2 separate regions of the Homo sapiens genome follow, and region 1 is linked to region 2. A link is a loop called in an ENCODE intact Hi-C map of the cell type or tissue named here. Cell type or tissue: A673. All regions are shown on one strand. Each heading gives the region's core, and the rest is flanking DNA. Links, peaks and the distances in the headings are about the cores only. Region 1 overlaps IQCM (IQ motif containing M). Region 2 overlaps IQCM (IQ motif containing M).

Region 1 (9,648 bases), core at 1,167-9,166, 370 kb before region 2:
TTAAAAAGTGGTACCAACTTTTTTACTATATAGGAGGGCTATCACCAGTAACCCAAACATTAAAGCAAAATAACAGAAATACAAAAGAAAATATCATAGCTCTAATAAAAGAGTACCAACAGTATAGTGGGTAGATGCTAGACTTTTTAGACTGGCTTGTGAAAACCTAGGGTACAGTTTTCAACAAATTTTAGAAACATAATGGCAAAATATACTACTTATGGCTTTTAGAAAGAAAGAACCCTATTTCAATCCTCTTTCCCAGCTAAATTGGTCTACTCCTCTATGATCCTACCTCCAAAACTTCCCATATCTCTTTTCATTGAATGCTTTCATCCTGCTTGCTCCATTGCCTGTTTCTTGGCTATCCTTCAATAGGAGGTTCAAGTTCATGTCTGTTTGATGAATTCCCAGACATTAGTAACAACTTTGTCTTCTAAATTCTATAATCTTTTTACTCTATGTCAATGTTTACCACTTTTAATACTATATTTTTCATTGTCCTCAAAAAGAGAGTGGAAAGTCGATTAGCTTAGAAAATACATAACAGCATGAAGAGCTACACCAAGCCAAATAAACAAACAGAAGAAGCTACAAGAAGATTTAGGGGATGTGTTGATATCTACAACTTACTCTAAAATGCATTAAAAAAAGATATGGTTTGATGGGTGAATGGCAGAATGGATGTGTTCCTCAATAAGTTCTTTCAAATTTCCTGTATGTATAAAAATTTTCACAATAAAATGCTGGGGAAAAATACAGAAAGTTCAAAAATATTTGAAATAATTGCATATTTTGTCAATTGCAAAACGGATTTGAAAAACTAATAATGACAAACAATGAGGAAAACTAATAAAACTAACAATGAGAATAATAACTGTCATTTAATGTATTTAATTCTGTGCAAGGCACTGTGCTGAGTGATGTACTTATATTATCTCAATTTTTCTGTTTACCAATACCTGATGCTATCATTTTTATTATGAGAAGCTAAGACTCCTATTAGTAACATGTTTCATTGAGCTATAGATAAGTCTTGATCCACATATGATTTCAGAAATGTTTACAGCAACTCATTGGAAACCATAGCACTATTTATAGCACTCATTTTTTAAGGAGTTCCATGCTACATTATATTGTTGTGTGATTTATTATATGTATGCCCTGTATACAAACAAAACACCAGTAATTCACTTCAAAACAGAGGTAATTCACTTCCCTATATCATTACACTAAACTCTAGGAGAGTGTCCTATAGATAAATGAGTGTTTAGTAAATATTTGATAATGCTTATTCTTGTTTTACAGAAATTATATCATACTATTCACATTTTGACTTATTTACTCAAGAGGAATCTCTTGAAATCTATCCAAGCCAACTAGTGTATCTCTAATTCATTAAGTAGTACATAGTATTCTATTATATGAATGGGCCATAATATTCCTCTACTGATTAACATTTTCTTTGGTGCCCAGTTTTACCAACTAAAAATAATGCTACAATAAGCATGCTTATTTATTCAGTATGCTCTTATTTCCAGCAATAAGATTTCCAACATGAAGTGCAGAGTCAAAAGTATATATCATATTAATTTGAATAGATATTGCTAAGTTGCTATCTAAAACTCTATGAAAGTCATATTTCTACCAGCAATGTGGAACAGTGCATCTTTGCTTAGGTCTCAGCCAGCAAAAGAAGTTATTGCTTTATTTTGCTTTGTTTTAATTTTGGCCAGTCTAAAAGCTGTCAATCTCACTGTGTTTTTTCACCTATTAGTGATTTTGAGCATCTTTGCATATATTTGATAGCTGCTGCATTTTTGTTTTGCGAATGGTTCCTCAATATCTTTTACCTATTTTGCTATTAGATTGTGTCCTTGTTCTCTATTTTAAGTAGCTCATTGTATCAAACCTCTGCCTTCTAAAGTGCAATTCCCCTTCAAATTATATTTATAGATTTGTTTATATTATTTTTCACATAAAAGTTTGAAATTTATATAAAAACAAAGTCATTTGTCTTCTCTTTTATATTCTTTATTAAGAATACCTTTCCTGTTCCTAAATTGAATATGCAGCTCTCTAGATTGGCTTCCAGAGTTTTTATTAATTAAATAATTAATTGTTTTGGACTTGTTGAATTTTTTCAATTACTTCTTTTAGTATTTAGAGGTAATATTATATAATCAACCTTCTTAGAAGTATTGATGTTATAAACTATGAGAATAGAATTATTAATATGGTATCATTCTGAAATAGAATGTATTTGGCCTTAATATATCCTTCAATAGATGGCTGGACAACTTAACTTTTCTCCACATACTCAGTACTCATGACTGCTAAGGCAAAGAATACTCAACCATTTCCACCTTGTTAGAAACCTTTGGATCCTTCAGGTTCAATGATAACAAATCCATTTTCAGTTAATAGCTATGCATCCAGGTTTATATAAAAATTAGCTGGGGCTGTTTCTAAGCAAGGACATGAGAGATGAAAATACAAGATCAATTTTAGGGCTTTGAATTTGAAATTCCTCATCATATTTCTTTTTTTGAGGCTTTAAGGGGAATGATTGGAAAATACAGGGTAATAAAAGTTAAAGACATTAGAGTCAATGTGAAAGGCACAAATTATATATATACATGTATATATATATATACATATATATACATGTATATATATACATATATATACATGTATATATATACATATATATACATGTATATATATACATATATATACATGTATATATATACATATATACACGTGTATATATATGTATATATATACACGTGTATATATATGTGTATATATATACACGTGTATATATATGTGTATATATATACACGTGTATATATATATGTGTATATATATACACGTGTATATATATATATATACACGTGTATATATATATATATACATGTGTATATATATATATGTATTTTTTTTTTGAGATGGAGTCTCGCTCTGTCACCCAGGCTGGAGTGCAATGGCACGATCTCAGCTCACTGTGACGTCTACCTCATGAGTTCAAGTGATTCTCCCGCTTCAGCCTCCCGAGTAGCTGGGATTATAGGCACCTGCCATCATGCCTGTCTAATTTTTGTATTTTTGTAGAGATGGGCTTTCACCATGTTGACCAGGCCAGTCTTGAACTCCTGACTTCAGGTGATCCTCCTGTCTTGGCCTCCCAAATTGCTGGGATTATAGGCATGAGCCACCACACCTGGCTGACACAAATACATTTCTCTGAGCTGACCTAGATCCTAATATTCCAAACAAATATATGAGATTAACATAAGGAAGAGGCCCATCTAAAAAAGACATTTTTAAAACCTAAAAAAAATGTGTACAAATGCATTTTACCCCAAATGTTCTACATAACTTGGTATATTCCTTAACCTTCATTTGTTTTACAGCTTGTCATAAAAGTGGTATAGCATTACTATGATGATCTACCAGAAAATTCACAAGCAAGTGCTTAATTATTCACTTTATTTTAACTATGTTAGGAAAACAGCAGTGAAGATTTGAATTGCCAAATCGCCTAAGAAGAAATAATCATAAGAAAATTAAACAAGTGTTCTGATATATGTGCACAATGAGAAACAGCAAAGAAGGTTCAAACCATCTGTGCTTATAATCTTTTGGGTTCTAATTGAAATCCAAATTATCTTAATGGGATTTAGATAGCAACATTTAATAGACAAACTTTGCAAAGCAATATCTCACCAGAAAGTGATAAAAATCTTGCAATAATTTTAAAAATATTTATTTATTCTTATTTAATTTATTAATTTAGGAGACAAGGTCTCACTCAGTCACTCAGGTTGGAGTGCAGTGGTGCAATTACGGCTCACTGCAGCCTCAGTCTCCTGGGTTCGAAAGATCTTCCCACTTTAGCCTCCCAGGTAGCTGGGACTACAGGCTGGGGCCACCACGTCTGGCAATTTTTTTATTTTTGTAGAGAGGGGGTTTCCCTATGTTGCCCAGGCTGGTCTCAAGCTCCTGCCCTGAGGCAATCCTCCTGTGTCAGCCTCCCGAAGTGTTGGGATCATAGGCTTGAGCCACAACATCCCACCTGTTGTAACATTTTTAGCATAGAGTTTATGAGCATGAACTTTGGAATTTGTTAAGGCCACAGTCCAAATATTGGCACTTCTACTTAACATCTCTGTGATTTTAAGAAAGATGAACTTGCATTTCTTCATCCGTAAAATGAAAATAACAGAACCTACCTTCAAGGATTAGTATAGGAATTTAAAGAGAAAATATACATAAAGCACTTAATTTGAAGTATAATAATTTCTCAATAAACTTTAGCTGTTATTATTCCCCTTTTCCTCTTTTTTGTCCTCCTCCGCCCAGAGGACCAATAATAGCTTATCATCATTTGCATATATATATATATACACACACACATACACACTATACACACACTATACACACTCTATACACACACTATACACACACACACACACCCTTATATGGGGTTTACTGGGTTTTGTAAAAAGAGTGTGCTGGCTCTGTGAATGCACTTGCAGACAAGCAAACAACCCTCTCTTCCAGTGAACTGACCACCAAGTTGTTTCTTCTAACCTTTCCCTGTAGATAAGTTTCTGTATCTACCACTTATGTGTCTACATTCAGATGTGTAGACCACTGAAATATATAATTCTCCTTTCACTCTGATAGGTTTCCAACACACAACCCTACTCCTCCACCTACACACTATATTAAATTCTAGCAAATGTGTATTTTTATTTTGTTAATTCTTTATAGATAAATCAGATAGATAAATCTACCTGGTGTATCTAAGATATAACCAGTACACAGCCCAATTTTCCTGCCTTCTTACCCTTCCCTTCTTATATGCGCATGACTCTGGAAATATTGTAAGACTCAGTCAGGGGAATTTCTCGAATTTCCTTCTTTTAGACTTAGAAGTTAGGCAATGACAACTTCTGAGTAAGCATAGTTGTTAAGATGAGTATATAATCCCTTATCAAACAGGGTCTACATCTATGGAAGGGCTGGGAGCAGGATGTGTTTATAGGGTAAATATGCTCAAAGTTGTAAATTACCACTAGATGTCACCCTTTGTAACATGTAAGCAAACGTGGGGCAACTTTCTACTACCAAAGTACTCTGGAGCCAAGGCACTTGCCCCAGGCCTGAGAAACACCTAGCAGTAACATCGACTCTGCCTGTGACCCACTGCCACACTGGAAACAAATAATAAAGATTTCTCTCCAATGTAGTACTGAGGCTGGCTCTGAGTGTCCTCTGATCAGGATAGGAGAACCCACTTATTTTCACCAATAAGGACTTCATTTATTAACTATCCACCTCCTAAGGACTGAGGCACAACTGCCGTGTTTCTGTCTCCAAGAGTATCTATCTTTCCAAGCTCCATCATGCCAGAAGGCTGATGGAATTACCTCTTCTGTTCTCTTAGATTGTGTTGGTATCACTAGCAAGAACTGATATGGACCTCGGATTTTGCGATGAAAACTAAGATTAGTCAATACCTCTTTATCACATAAAGCTCCACAGAAATATGACCTAACTGTCCCTGATTCTCCAAGATTCATTCTACCACTGCTGACAGATCATGAAAGTTAATTTTGAGGCTGAAAATGCAGCATTTTTCTACTTCTCAAAACTGCACTGGAACTGAAGAGATAAAACATTGCTTAATTCATGAAAAACCCCAACTTTTTCTGGATTCACGTGTAGCATTTCTCTGCTTCTAAGGATGGCCATTCCTAAAGATCTAGTGGCATGTTCTAACCATGACCAATTCCTTTTTCTCCATTTGATACTTCTCATGAATTTCTCAAGCTTTAAAAAAAATTGTAATTAATCTGAACCAATAGTTAAAAACAATATCTGATATTTGATTCTTCCAACAACTTTCTGATAAGTACTTTAATTATCCCTATTCACAACTAACGAGGAAACTAAAGCTAACAATTTAAGTAACCTGCTCAAGATTAAGGAGCTACTAAATGCCAAAGCTTGAGCTTTAACCCACAGTAACTGCAGTTGACAATCAAGCCAAGCTTGACTGTTACCTACATTTTCAGATAAATATATTTCAATTATTTGTAAGCTTAGTTGTATTTCTTCAAGTTATCTTTACATTAAATTTACATTTTGTTTTGTAAACTAAAGTTGTACTATTGTTTATGAACTCATAGACTGTATTACTGATAAGTTTTATGAACAAAAATAAGTGTTTAATATAAGGTGTTCCATGAATTTTAGAATAAAAGAAACTCTAGGGGATGTGCCTGCTAAACCCATGGGCATGTAGATATGTGTAAACTTAAATGTAACCTTCCTAAGAAACCTGTAGGGTAGCCCCATATTTGAATGGAGAAAGCCTCATTCAAATATGGGGCTACACAATAGCCTTTCAGAAGGTTTAAGAACAAGTTAAGGTCACATAGACAGTAATTGGCAGGATGAAGGTGTACATGCAGATTGGGTTTTCTGACCATAACATTTATTTAATTTTCATTAAACTGAGCAATGCTTCAAAGTGAGGACTGTTTCTTAAGTTTTCCAGTTATGGCTTTATTTTTTTTTCTTATTAACAAACTAAGTTTAAGAAAATCAATTTGTAATCATACTCTCAATTGCACCTCTTTTCCTTACTTCATTCTATTGTCATAGTTCCTTGGTTTTGAGGGACAAAATTAGTGGTGTTACATCCTAGAATTTTTATCACTTGGCATCTACTATACTGGTAGTAAAGATTTTACATATAATATCCACTATACCATATCTGAATAGCACATGAATATTGTGTACCAATCCAGACAGTTTCATGCCTGAGATGGTTTATCACGAAATCTGTGTCTATAAGACAGAATAAACAGAATAGGTAAGTGATGCTTCTCAGAAAAACTGCAAAAATAAAGACCTTGTGTTAAATCTTCTGAAAGAAAATGTTGACTAGACTGATATTGTGAAAGCAAATGAAGTAACTAAATGTAGAAAGTTTTAAAAAATACTCTGGATCTTATTTTGTGTCAGGCACTAGTGAAATCACTTTATATGTTATTTTATTTTTTTAAATCACTACCCTTACATGACACCTACAATTGTAACCTCAAATTTTACACATGAGGAAACTGAGGCATAGAAATTACAAGTAAATTTCTCACAGTCACATGGCTAGTAAACTCCATGACTGGACTTCAAACCTAAGTAGTGTAAGTGGGGTGTCTGAATCCAACAGCAACAATAACAGCAATGAATCAGACACCATATAAGCACTTTGCCTGTATTTTCTCATTTAACCTTGACACTAACCCTATGAGATGTTACTATCATAGTTCTCATTTTAAGAATGAGAAAACGAAGGTTCACAGAGGTTAAATAACGTGTACAATATATTTAATGGATGGCTGTTCAGGATTTGAATCTAGCTAGTCAACAGACTATAATTTTGTCTATTAAGTGAATATAAATTACCTGCATAAATATTTAATTCAGGTATATGTGTGTATTTTATACAAATTTTTTTTCATTATTGACATTATAATCTTAGGCCCAGGAATTAAAATATAAAATGGTTATACGAGCATTTATAAATATTTTCTATTCATGGATATTGATTCTGTCATGGATATTGTGGGTTGACTCCTCACTTCTGGCCATCTTTTAGATCTAGAACACTGAGAAATTTTAAAAAATATTTCTCAGAGGCCCATGGAACTCAAATTCTGGATGTTAATTATTTTCCACCAATTAGCTACACTCACTTAAGATTCAGAAGACAGAAATAAGGTGGAAACCTTTTCTCTGCCCTCACCTTTTCTTTTAGTTCTTCTTGCAGGCAAGGTCAAGGAAAGGTGAGTTGTTTCTGCTTTAGTGTTAGAAAGGCTGTTATCTAGAACAGAAGCATTTGCAGTAGCAGCAGCAGCGGCAGCAGCAATGGCATCTTCTTGATTTCACATCCTGATTTTGAGGATCCCCACCTGGGGTATGTTCTTGAATTCAAAACTCCAATCCAATGTTAGACACCAAGGTGGTAGCACCCTTGACAGGTCATCTCTTTAGTGTTCTGAGTCATTTCTGGAGGCCCAAACTAGAAATCACCCCTTCAACCCTCCAACAAATTTAAGTACTTAATTATTGTATCCATCTATTTATTTATCTATCTATCACATTTCTAGTGTCTATTTCCTGCCCTGGGTTTTGACTGATACAGTATTCATTGTTTAAACTGCATTAGTGCTGCCTGATAGAAGTTCTTGTAGCTAATGCTTTTCAGACACTGTGTTGCTGATTTATTTTACAGTTTTGTCTCTCCATGAATTTCAGTCAATCTTCTTCATCCCATCCCCCTTTCTCAGTAACTTCACCCATTCACTACTCCAAAAACATCTTTGAAAACCATTTTGACAGCCAAGCCTAACAAACCCAAAATGATAACATTCCAGCTTAGGAATGTTATTTTGATAGAAAAAGAAATTCTAGAAATAGAATGTTCAAATTTTTATTTGTTGTAAGACACTTAAAATAATAATGCTATTAATGAAAGGAAGTTTTGTTTGTTTGCTTTCCTGTTTTCTGGTGTATTTATACTGGGAAACATGTCCTGAGACCTAGCTCCCAACTCCTGCCAACCTTGACCTTCCACTCACCTTTTACCACTGTGGTTACTTGCTTTGCTGCTGTTGCTGCTTGATCTTGCCTTGGATGTTATGTTTCAAAAAAGGAGTTTAGGTGCTTTTACCTGATACTTGGCTTTTGCTATAAAATGTAATTGTCTTCAAGACATGCGTATAAAAACTAGAGGACAAGATTATGCCAAGTTCCTTGCCTCTGCCACACTTTCTTTGTGTGTGTGTGTGTGTGTGTGTGTGTGTGTTGTGTGTGTGTGATGTTCTTTATTAGCAAAATTTAACAGAGAAGTAGCCATTAAGGTAGTCTCAAATCCATTCAGTTAAATAGCTCAGTAACTTCGTATCAAAGAATACATATTGGTATTGAAGCACCTTGCTTAATTTGTACTCAGCTGCAAACTAAAATAAATACCATACATATTTATATGTGATGGCTGTTGGGAAGAATATCAGAAGGGTAAACAACATTTGGGAAAACCAACAGGCATTTGTTTCTTTGTACCTGACCGAAACTACATTCAGCTGCTATTTGTGCTACTACATAGATGGGCGCCTACAGGCCATCTGATATTTCTGCTCTTGTCGTCTTTCCCTGTAGAAGGAAGGGAGGAAGCAGAGAGATCAAGAACTATGTCTAAGTCCCAGACACCATGATCAAATCAGAGAAGTCTAACACAAAGGAAAGTCCATATCACCAGGAGCTGGGTTAGTTTCTACTTTTTGTTTCTGGATGGCAATCAGGAAGAGGTTTGTAAAAATATATGTGTATATATAGTAAACAATTTCTACTTTCAAAGTGTTTTAAACATTAGTTTGAAAAATTAATCAGGTTAATACATTTCTGTGGAAAGAATAAGCACTTTTTGTCATTGGTCTCTTTCCAGGTCTTTTACAAAAATATGAACTACAATTATCATTGCTATTTTCTTGCTGCTGTTTTTCCTAAATATTTCCATTTAATTCATTGATTCTTCCTCCCGGTTTATGTTTCTTCAAATTCAGATTGGAA
Region 2 (9,648 bases), core at 469-8,468:
TTCTATGTTAATATTTCTCAGACAGTGGTCAGGTTACTAAGGAGATGTAGGGAAATGCCAGGCTCATAGCATCAAGGTCATGTGGGCATGACCTAAAGCAAAATGGAACTAGAGAATATTCCTCCTCCACTTCCTGGATCTTCCACCCTTTCTGACCTTCCCATCTTTAAAAGTGTTCTGTGTTATCCACATAAAAAGAGAGTTAAAGTGATCATCACAGAGCTCTATTGGCAGCCCTGGGCAGATGCTTGCTGGCCTGTATCATACACTGTCAGGGGTAACAGGAGCCAAGAGGAAGTAGCAGAACAGTAATAACCTCAGCTCTATGTGCGGCACTATATGTTAGGATTGCTTGTATTTGCTGCCAAGTCTAGATTAACTCTAAAAGAAATATAATGTGTAATTAATAATAATGTATGGTATACCTGAAAGTTGCTGAGAGAAATCTTAAGTAGTCTCATCACACCAGAAAAAAAGCTAACTATGTGAAGTAATGGATATTATAATTAGCTCGATAGAGGTAATAATTTTACAATGTGTATACATGTTAACACGCACATTGCACACCTTTATATTTAATTTTTATTTGTGAATTGTACCTCAATAAAGCTAGAAGATTATACAGTGTGAACTGAATATGTAATTTACATGTAATTTAAATTTTTCTGGTAGACATACTAAAAAAGGTGAAATTAATTTGTGTAACATAATTTTTATAGAATATTTTATTTAAATAAAATACATCTAAATATTACCACTTCAACATTAATCAATATTTAAAATGAATTAGATATTTTACATTCTTTTTTGTTCTATCTTCGAAACTCTATATGTATTTTGTTTGTACTTACATACATCACAACTCACATGCTAAATTTTTATCAGAACTACTTAATCTGTATTTACATTTTATAAAATCATCACTTGAAAAAATAGATTTATATGCCCAAATTTGTTCCAAACATGCTTAAAGGTTTTCCAATAACTGAATTATCAGTTTTTAAGTTTAAATTAAAATTCATTAAATTTAAATTAAATATTCAGTTCCTTAGTTTCACCAGCCACATTTCAAGGACTGAATAGCCCACATGTGACAAGTGGATACCATATGGGACAGCACAATAAGTTAAAAAGATCTCTCAAAAGTTGGTTATTTTTAAATAAAGGGAATGGAATAAATCCTTTCAAGATGTGCCAATAAGTGTAGTGCTCTGAGGGTCACTAATTAATAGAAAAGAGTGGTTAAAACAGTTGGAGTGTTATGACTTGTACTATGTTAGGTAAGCACAGATACTCACATTTTGCTTTTTCAGGCATAGCCTCTTCAGTAGTCATGAGGGGCAGTTAGAATGATCTTCTTTTTTAAAGTGTGAGCTCCAAGTCCTTAAACACAGTTACATTAAGTAATTCAGTGATGATAAATATTTATTTTTAGCTATTTCTTTTGCTCACTCATAGGTAAATAGGGTGAATGATTAAAACTTTTTATATGTCATTTCTGTGCTCTATAACCTTCAATGCCTTCCCCTCCAAAACACAGTAACAATAGCTAGCATTGGGTAGGGCTCTGCAGTTTATCGAGTACTCATATACACATTGCCTTACTGGGTCTAGGCAACCTGATAAGAACTATTATTATGAATATTTGGCAGATGTGGAAATTGGAGCTTAGAGAAGTAAAATAGCTTGTCAAGGTAAGAAGCTATGTAGTGGCATGTGCAAAACTCAAAAGATGTTTGGGCTCAAGACCCTATGCAGGTCTCTCCGATTTCCTACTACTTTCTACTACTTGCTTTCTTACTACTTTCAACTAATATCCAGTTAATACCTGGCACATACCTTATACACTCCTGCCTTCAGCTTAGGTTTATGCCAGCCTTCCACTCAGAATGCCTTGACCTCTCATCTATATTTATTTATATCCTACCTGCCCTCAAAGCCTAGGTTCAAATCCTACCTCTTCCATGACCACCCAGCCTCTTTTCCTGTGATCTGTTCCTCTCTTAAATACAGTAGTTATGTTGTCCATGCCTCTCCCTAGAAACTTAACATAAGCTGTCTGTGTAAGGGGCTAAAAACACAGAGTGATCGATATATACTATATATCTATATTCCCAATTTTAGTCCTATACATTCCCAGTTAGACTCCAAATGCCTTGAAAACAAAACTATACTTTATACCAGTAGTTCTCAATGCTGGATGAATATCAGAATCACCTAAGGAGTTTTTAAATATATGTCTAGAGTGGGACCTAGGCATCTGGCATTTTTGAAAGTTTCCCAGAATATTTAAATGTTCAGTTAGAGGAATGAAGTCTGCCTTGTGCCTCATCCTTCATGGTTCCCAGCTCAGTGCATTGCATTCTAGAGGTGCTCAACAAAGGGCTGATTAATGGGTTCATTAGCTGAGCCCTTCTACATTTGACATTATCATTACTTCAAAAGCATTATCCAAAATGCATCAAATGTTACCTCTATATCCAAGGAGTCAGTTACACCAGTGCATACTACTACATGCTCAAATGGCTTTACAATTAGAAATGGGAATATTAAATGCTTTAGCAGAGTTCCATGGAGACCCTTGTTCTAAGATTCTATGTATAATTGTTCAGTTGGCAGACTCGACTAACAAACTATGAGTTCAGAATTCAAAACCTATTAAATAATTTGGTAATTATTTCAGTAAATCTGTAAGCCAGCTTTGCCCTATGAAAGTCAGGACCCTGTAGCCTCATGCTCTTAGATAAAAGGCTACAACACTTTTCCTCAGCTTCTACCCAGAGCGGGGAAAATACCATTGCAGGTACAGTTTTAAAATAGCAAATCTGGAACATCCAAAAATGATTAATTCTCAAATTGTCAGCATCATCTCATGGGCTAGAGCACAGAACATGTACCTTGTCTGCCTAGTTCTGCAAATGAACTGGGATAAATTAAAATACTGCATCTCCCTCAGCAATTAACAATCAGAACTCATCTTCTGGCCTGGTTTAACTACACTGTCTTCTTTAAGTATAAGAAGGAAATAAAAATGTTTTGTGCTCCATCATTTTCTTGTTTTAATTTCCACAGAAATGGACTCTTCTCTGGGTCTGTTGGCTCCTCCACCTTAATTCAGTGTGCCAGGAGTGTCAGCCTGCATTAAATTGGCTGGAAAGCAAGACATCCCACTGTCCTTTTAATGCAAAAAACTAGCCAAGCATCCTAAGGGGTGCTGGCATGGTAATGTCCCTGCAAACTTGAGGTGATGAGGGAGGACTCTGAGACAGGAGCTGGGGGTGTAGAACGGCCAGGAAGGATGGAATTGCTTAGAGATGGGCACAATGACACAAAATATCAGCAAATGGGGCCCCTCTCCACTTTAAGTCTCCAGCAGACAGTTACGAGATGCTGAGTCCTTCCTAATGCATCCATCAATTAATAAAAGCATATTTAGTGCCTGAGCTGTGCAAAGGACTTGCCATTTATTTCAGAAAAAAAAGCCAAAAACATAAATCAAATTTTAAATAAAGATGCAAACAACATGCAAAAAGTATGCCAGATGTCATAAGGAAATCTGTGAGCTTTGTGAAATAAGTGATATAAATCCGTGAGTACTATGAGTTCAAATGAAGACAACATCACCGAGGCCTGAGAAGGTGACATAAAAGAGAGTTCAAGAAGAACTGAGCTACTTACACCTGGAAGGGTGAGCACAGGGTTAATCAGAACCAAATGCTGGCCAGTACACCCCTGTGGTACTGAATACCAGTCCTGAGTGGATCAGAATGCCTAACTTAAGAGCAGAGAAGACAGAGAGGTGAGAGAAATAGTACAAGCAAAGGCATGGAGGTGAGAATACTCGTAGTCTGGGGGACATCAAGTTGTGTGTCTGTTTGATTTTAGCAGAGGGCTACATTTTATGCTGCTGAAATGGTCAAAGAACTATTGAAAGTTTTTGAACAGGGCATTGACATAACCAACGTTCTAGAATGTAACTTCCATAAAGGCAAAGATTCTGTTTTCCTCTCTGCAACAAGCCTTGAACAAGGCTTGGTATTTGGAAGGATCTCAAAAAGCATTTGCTATTTGTATAATCAGTAATTATGGCAACAGCATACTGGACAAGGATGACCTACCTTCTCACATTTCCTTCAGCACATTTGTGAAAAAGTCCTCTCACCCTTTCTTTTACAGTAGATGCAACTTAAGGCTCTCTGAAACGGTTACAGGAATGCTAAGGATTTCTAATTCCATTTCTACATGGATGAAAGACAAACAGAAGTAGAAACTATTTCCCTACCTTATCTTCTTAGCTTGACATTCCTAAAGTAGATGACTGATAAGACTTTAAGGCTGGGTGCAGTGGCTCATTACTAAAATCCCAGAACTTTGGGAAGCTGAGGCAGAACAATTGCTTGAGCCCAGGTGTTCAACACAAGTCTGGGCAACATGGTCAAACCCCTTCTCAACAAAGAATACAAAAATTAGCTGGGTGGGGTGCATTCATATAGTCCCAGCTACTCTACTGGAGGCTGAGGTGGGAGGATCAGTTGAGCCTGGGAGGTCAAGGCTGCAGTGAGCCGTGATCGTGCCACTGCATTCCAGCCTGGGCAACAGAGTGAGACCCTGTCTCAAAGAAAAGAAAAAGACAAGACAAGCCAAGGCTTTATCATGGCTCTTATAATTCAGTATTCTTTTGGCAAAAAAAAAAAAAAGCCTTATCGTAATTAGCAGGATGCAGGGAAACAAGCCATGCTCCAGGGATCTGGAAAGGTAGTTTCAGCAGTTGATATTATGGCAAATGGAAGTCCTCATTTACTACCCCAAACTTTCTCCCCACTGTCCCTCCACCTCAATCCTCCTAACCCTGAATCATACTTTCACCCTTCCCCATTTCTCTGTCTTAGAAATTGTACCTATATCTACCTAGTTGCTCAAGCCATAAATCTTTTATTTCTCCTATATTTTTGTCTACCACATCCAATTCATCAAGTCTTCTAGGTTTTTAACTTAAAAATACATCTGCTTCTCCCCATCTTAATCTCCCAGCCACAATCATTTCATTCTGGGACTGCTGAAATAGCTTCTTAACTGCTCTCCCAATTTCCTCTCTTTCTCTGCCAATTCATTCTCCACACAGCAGGAGTGATCTTAATTGTGTATCAGATCATATTATTTCCCTTCCATGGTTTCTGAACTTCATTTAAAATAAAACGTAATCTCTTGCCCTGAGCTCTTCTCTCTTATGCAACTGAGTATATATGGGTGATAAGCATAGTACTGCCATTCCACAACTCCACACAGAACTGAGCCAGAAGGCTTGGTTTGACTTCTCTTGGACTTAGTTTTCTCATTTACAAGGTAAAATTTTTGGGCAAGAAGATCTCTAAGACCCCATCAGTTTCTAAAACACTATTATTCCATTGCTTTTGTGTACTATGCTAAAAAATAGTTGGCTCCAAATCCAAGAAATCAACTGCATGGGCAAGAGTTCGTGCCTCCCTCCTGACCTTCTCTACTTCACTCTGCGCTCTGTAACTCTGGAGAAGAAAACCAAAAAAAAGGAGTCTAGACCAGGCCACTTCTGGTCATGTCCCTAGTTGCAGGCCTCATCAGGTGTCTCTCAAGCCTAGGCCACTAGGACCTCCCTCCCAGCTTTTGTCCTAGTCACCCTTCTCTGATAAGTATAAGCCCCCTTCCACTTTTCCTCTACTAAGTCAACAAGGACCTTTAGGTTATTTTCTGGATTTTCTTTCTAACTGACTTCTGTCAAGTCTCCTGGTGTCTCTGACCAAATCATCAGATCTGCTAGCACCAAACAATAGGAATAAGAAAAGAGAAAGGAGAGCAGGTAAAGAAAACCAAACAGAACAAGTTCCAATGAGGGCCAATATAACAGGACAAATATTAGGCATCTAAAATGTGCAAAGGTATACAGTCATTGCTCTGTATATGAAGGATCGATTCCAAGACCCCTGTAGATGTCAAAATCTGCAGATGCTCAAGTCCCTTATGTAAAATGCCATAGTATTTGCATATAACCTATGCACACCCTCCCATATAGTTTAAATCATCTCTAGATTATTTATAATGCCTAATGCAATGTAAATGCTATGCAAGTAGTTCTAACACCATATTGTTTAGGAAATAATGACAAGAAAAAAGTCTGCACATTCAGTACAGACACAATTGTCCATTTTTAAAAAATATTTTCAATCCATGTTTAGTTGAATCTACATATGTGGAATCCACGGATACAGAGGTCCAACTACAGTAGATGATAGGAGAACAAGAAATTTATAATTACATAATTAAACTATAATCCAAACTTGTGAGAGGGCCATAAAATGAGTTGGAAAGAAGATACTCTATGAATTTATGATTAATATCAGGCTAGCTAGGAACGCAGGGACCACATGGAACAGTGGCAAGCCCATGAAATCATACTCCTTTCCTGATGCAGAAACCTTCCTCTAAATTTCTAATTAATTCAGGTTAATATATTACCCAGAACCAGGAAGTGGGAAGGAAATAATATAAATGAATCATTAGGATATCACTTTAGCTAACACAAAGCTCAGAGTCTAGGAGCACTGTGATGAGAGCAAACTTGGATTTCAATCCTGATTCTGCCATTGCCAAAGTGATCTGAAGCAAACCAATTAACCTCTCTGAATCCTACCTCGTCTAGAAGCAAAAGATTTAAAATAGACCCATAATATTAAAAATAGCAGCTTCAACTTATGTTTAAAGAAACTCTGTCTCAGAAGTCAATGAGAATAACAGGTGGAAAGCCTGGCTGCTCTGACTGAAGAGGATCTCATGGGCTTTCCCTGAACTGCCCATCACTCCCGACTACCTCCCACCCACCTTCAACCCCAGCACTCCAAGTTCAGAGGCACACCATCAATGACTTCAAAGGTACCTTCTGGATATAAGTTTTCACTATTTCATAAAATAGATATTATGTTCTATTCTTTTATGGGCATGCATGGACACTTACATTAATTAAGATATCTCAAATATTCCCAGCTTACATGAAATATTTAAATCTTTAAATCACAAAAAAGCAGTTATTAATACATTTCAGTTCTCAACTCATTAAAAAGGAGATGTTAAACTGAGAACACTCTCCCATTATACTTTAAAATTCTTACTTTTTTTGGCTAAAATACACTCTTTTTTTCACCTTTTGACTCTCTTAATGGGTAAAACCAACTATTCTGAGCCATATTCAACAAGCTATGGAGTTTTTCTGTGATCTTATTTTAGGATTTTGATACTGTTATGTATAAAATATGATTTGGCAATACATGGACATGTACATTGAAGGTCACTGAAGATCAAAGCTTACCAACAGATGATGGGCTGGGGTTGGTGAGACAAGACTATCATTCATAGTGGTTAGGTGGAGTAACTTGGGGGTAAAAAGGAAATGATCAATGTTAGATAGACCCATACTTGAGTAGAGATCAACTACTAGAATAAATCGAAATACTGAATTTTAGTCCATGTATCATCCACAATTATAAGCACAAATGTACCTTATAATATAAAGAACTTTTACAAATCAATGAAAAATACAGGCAGTTGAATATAAAAATAGGCAACAAAATGGGAAAGAAGCATGTGAAAAGACATTCATTCAAAACTCATTCATCACCCAGGAAACACAAATAAAACCACGACCATCACACTCCCAAAAGAATGGCTTCTTTAAAAATACCAAATGTTGAGACAGATATAGAACTACTGAAATATTCACACACTGCCTGTTGCAGTGTTAGTTGGTAGTCTTCAGGAAACCATTTGGTATTATCTTTAAAAATTGAATCCGTACCTAACCATGACCCATCCCTCAGACTCCCAACAGAAAGGCTTATAATGTATACCAAAAGGCACATATAAGAATGATCATAGCAGTGCTATTTGTAACAGCTAAAAACTAGAAGCAACCCAAATGTCCACTGACAGTAGAATACACAATTTGCATTTTATTTATACAATGGAATATTTCACATCAGTGAAAATAAACTGGTATATTCAAAGACATAGTATATTCTCACATATATTATTTTGAAAGAAGCCAGCATAATCAGGACACGGTCTATGTTTTTAATAATATAAAGTTCAAAAACAGGCCAAACTTACTAATGACAATAGGAAACAGGATAATAGAGAACTGTGAGGAAAGAGTGCAGGGTCTGAGGTGGGGGGCACAAGGAGGGCCTCTGGAATACCTTCCAGGGGGTAGGCATTTCTTTATCAGAGGGTGATTATAGAGATGTGTACACTTCGTCAATATTCATTGAGCTATACACAGGAATTGTGCACTTTTCTGATTATATGTTATAAATCAGTTACAATTTACTTAACAGTAATTATATATACTTTATTAATGTTTCAATATAACCTATTAGAACCCTGAAAATACTACCCTAGTCATTACAGGTGGTTCCATTTCTCTTCTTACACTCACTCAAAAGAAATATGAAGCATCAAGCTTTGGTAAAAGCCACCAAGATCTGTGCTGGATTGTAAGCCCCACCAGTGCAGGAACTAGCTGTTTAAATTTCTTTGTCTTCCATAAGCCTGAGCACATGACTAGCCAAGTAATAAAACTCTATAAAAACTGTTTATTTGAATTCCTGAAAAGAAGTCCTAAAGCATTAGCATTACAATCTTCTTTGTTTTCTCAGAGTTCCTAATATTTATTTGGAAATCCCGCTACTACTGAAATGTATGTATAACCTCTCATGAATTTTTGTAATGTGACTAATGGGCTTTGCTTATTTAATTTTTTCCCTCTTGTTATCTTGATAAAATTTTGATAGGAAGACCATAATTATCCAATGAGGAGCTAAGTACTTTGATACAAAGTGAACGGTAATGAAACACACACACACTCTCCAAAAACTGGTTTCAGAAAAGTTCACATTATTCCACATTTTTCTCACCTGAAATTCCCATTCAGTCATTGAATACAACCCTCATATGCCGAGAGAAAGGCAGAGGTGGGGGTAATAGAGTGACGCTTTCCTTGAACAAAATGTTAAAATATTAGAAGCTATGTCTTATTGTAAATTTTATTTCTGGGGGATTTCAGTTAGAAATGTATCAGTTAGGGCATATATGTCCAAGAACAAAAAAGGTAATAAGAGCCTTATTTCCTTAGAACACTACTATATCAGAAATGATTTCAAAATATTTTATGAAGAGTCCCGTATCAATACATGCAGTTATGCCTTCACTGATAATTGTGGCATGTTGTGACTCTGTTTTTCTTGTGATTTTCACAGATTAAAACAGTGCTGTTATAAAAGTACATTCTCCCAGTTATTAATCTCACATGCCTTAAATAGAAGCCATTAACATTTTATAAATAACAATAAAGAGAGAAAATTTATAAAGCATTCCCCGCTGAGATGTTTGGGACACTATGTTAACAGTTAAAGACAACAATGAAAACACCATAAAGTTAATTACAACAAATTAAATACACTAAATTAGAGGCCAAAACTGTTCAACTGTTCCAATAGAATTATGCTGTGCTTAGAAATAGTGATGTTAAAGAGCAAAATCTAGAAATTTGAGCAAATCATGAAATATTGCAAAATTCTGGCTTATATTTTCTGTTTTCTTTTTTATCTCTATAAACTTGTAAAA

Evidence for each region. Hi-C counts contacts between places; a loop is a spot of excess contacts. Peaks named below come from ENCODE experiments on the same cell type or tissue, not always from the same donor. Only the 100,000 strongest peaks of a DNase experiment are listed, where the experiment ranks them.
Region 1: a loop joins it to region 2, with 2.2 times the contacts of the local background. A loop is called at or near these places in 2 of 110 quality-filtered maps.

What each region holds. Positions count from the first base shown.
Region 1 is chr4:149,366,115-149,375,762 of GRCh38, forward strand. The region is part of intron 13 of IQCM (IQ motif containing M); the gene reads right to left. Among named protein-coding and RNA genes, the nearest start is that of LINC02355, 220 kb to the left of the region's middle. In A673, for the core only: a CTCF peak has its summit at 5,079 (motif pointing right); a DNase peak (open chromatin) is centred at 5,107.
Region 2 is chr4:149,741,357-149,751,004 of GRCh38, forward strand. IQCM (IQ motif containing M) reads right to left here. Exons shown (of 14, transcript NM_001363507.2): 3 at 1,299-1,383. The coding sequence starts at 1,335. Among named protein-coding and RNA genes, the nearest start is that of IQCM, 70 kb to the right of the region's middle. In A673, for the core only: no CTCF peak of the experiment used is centred there; a DNase peak (open chromatin) is centred at 5,125.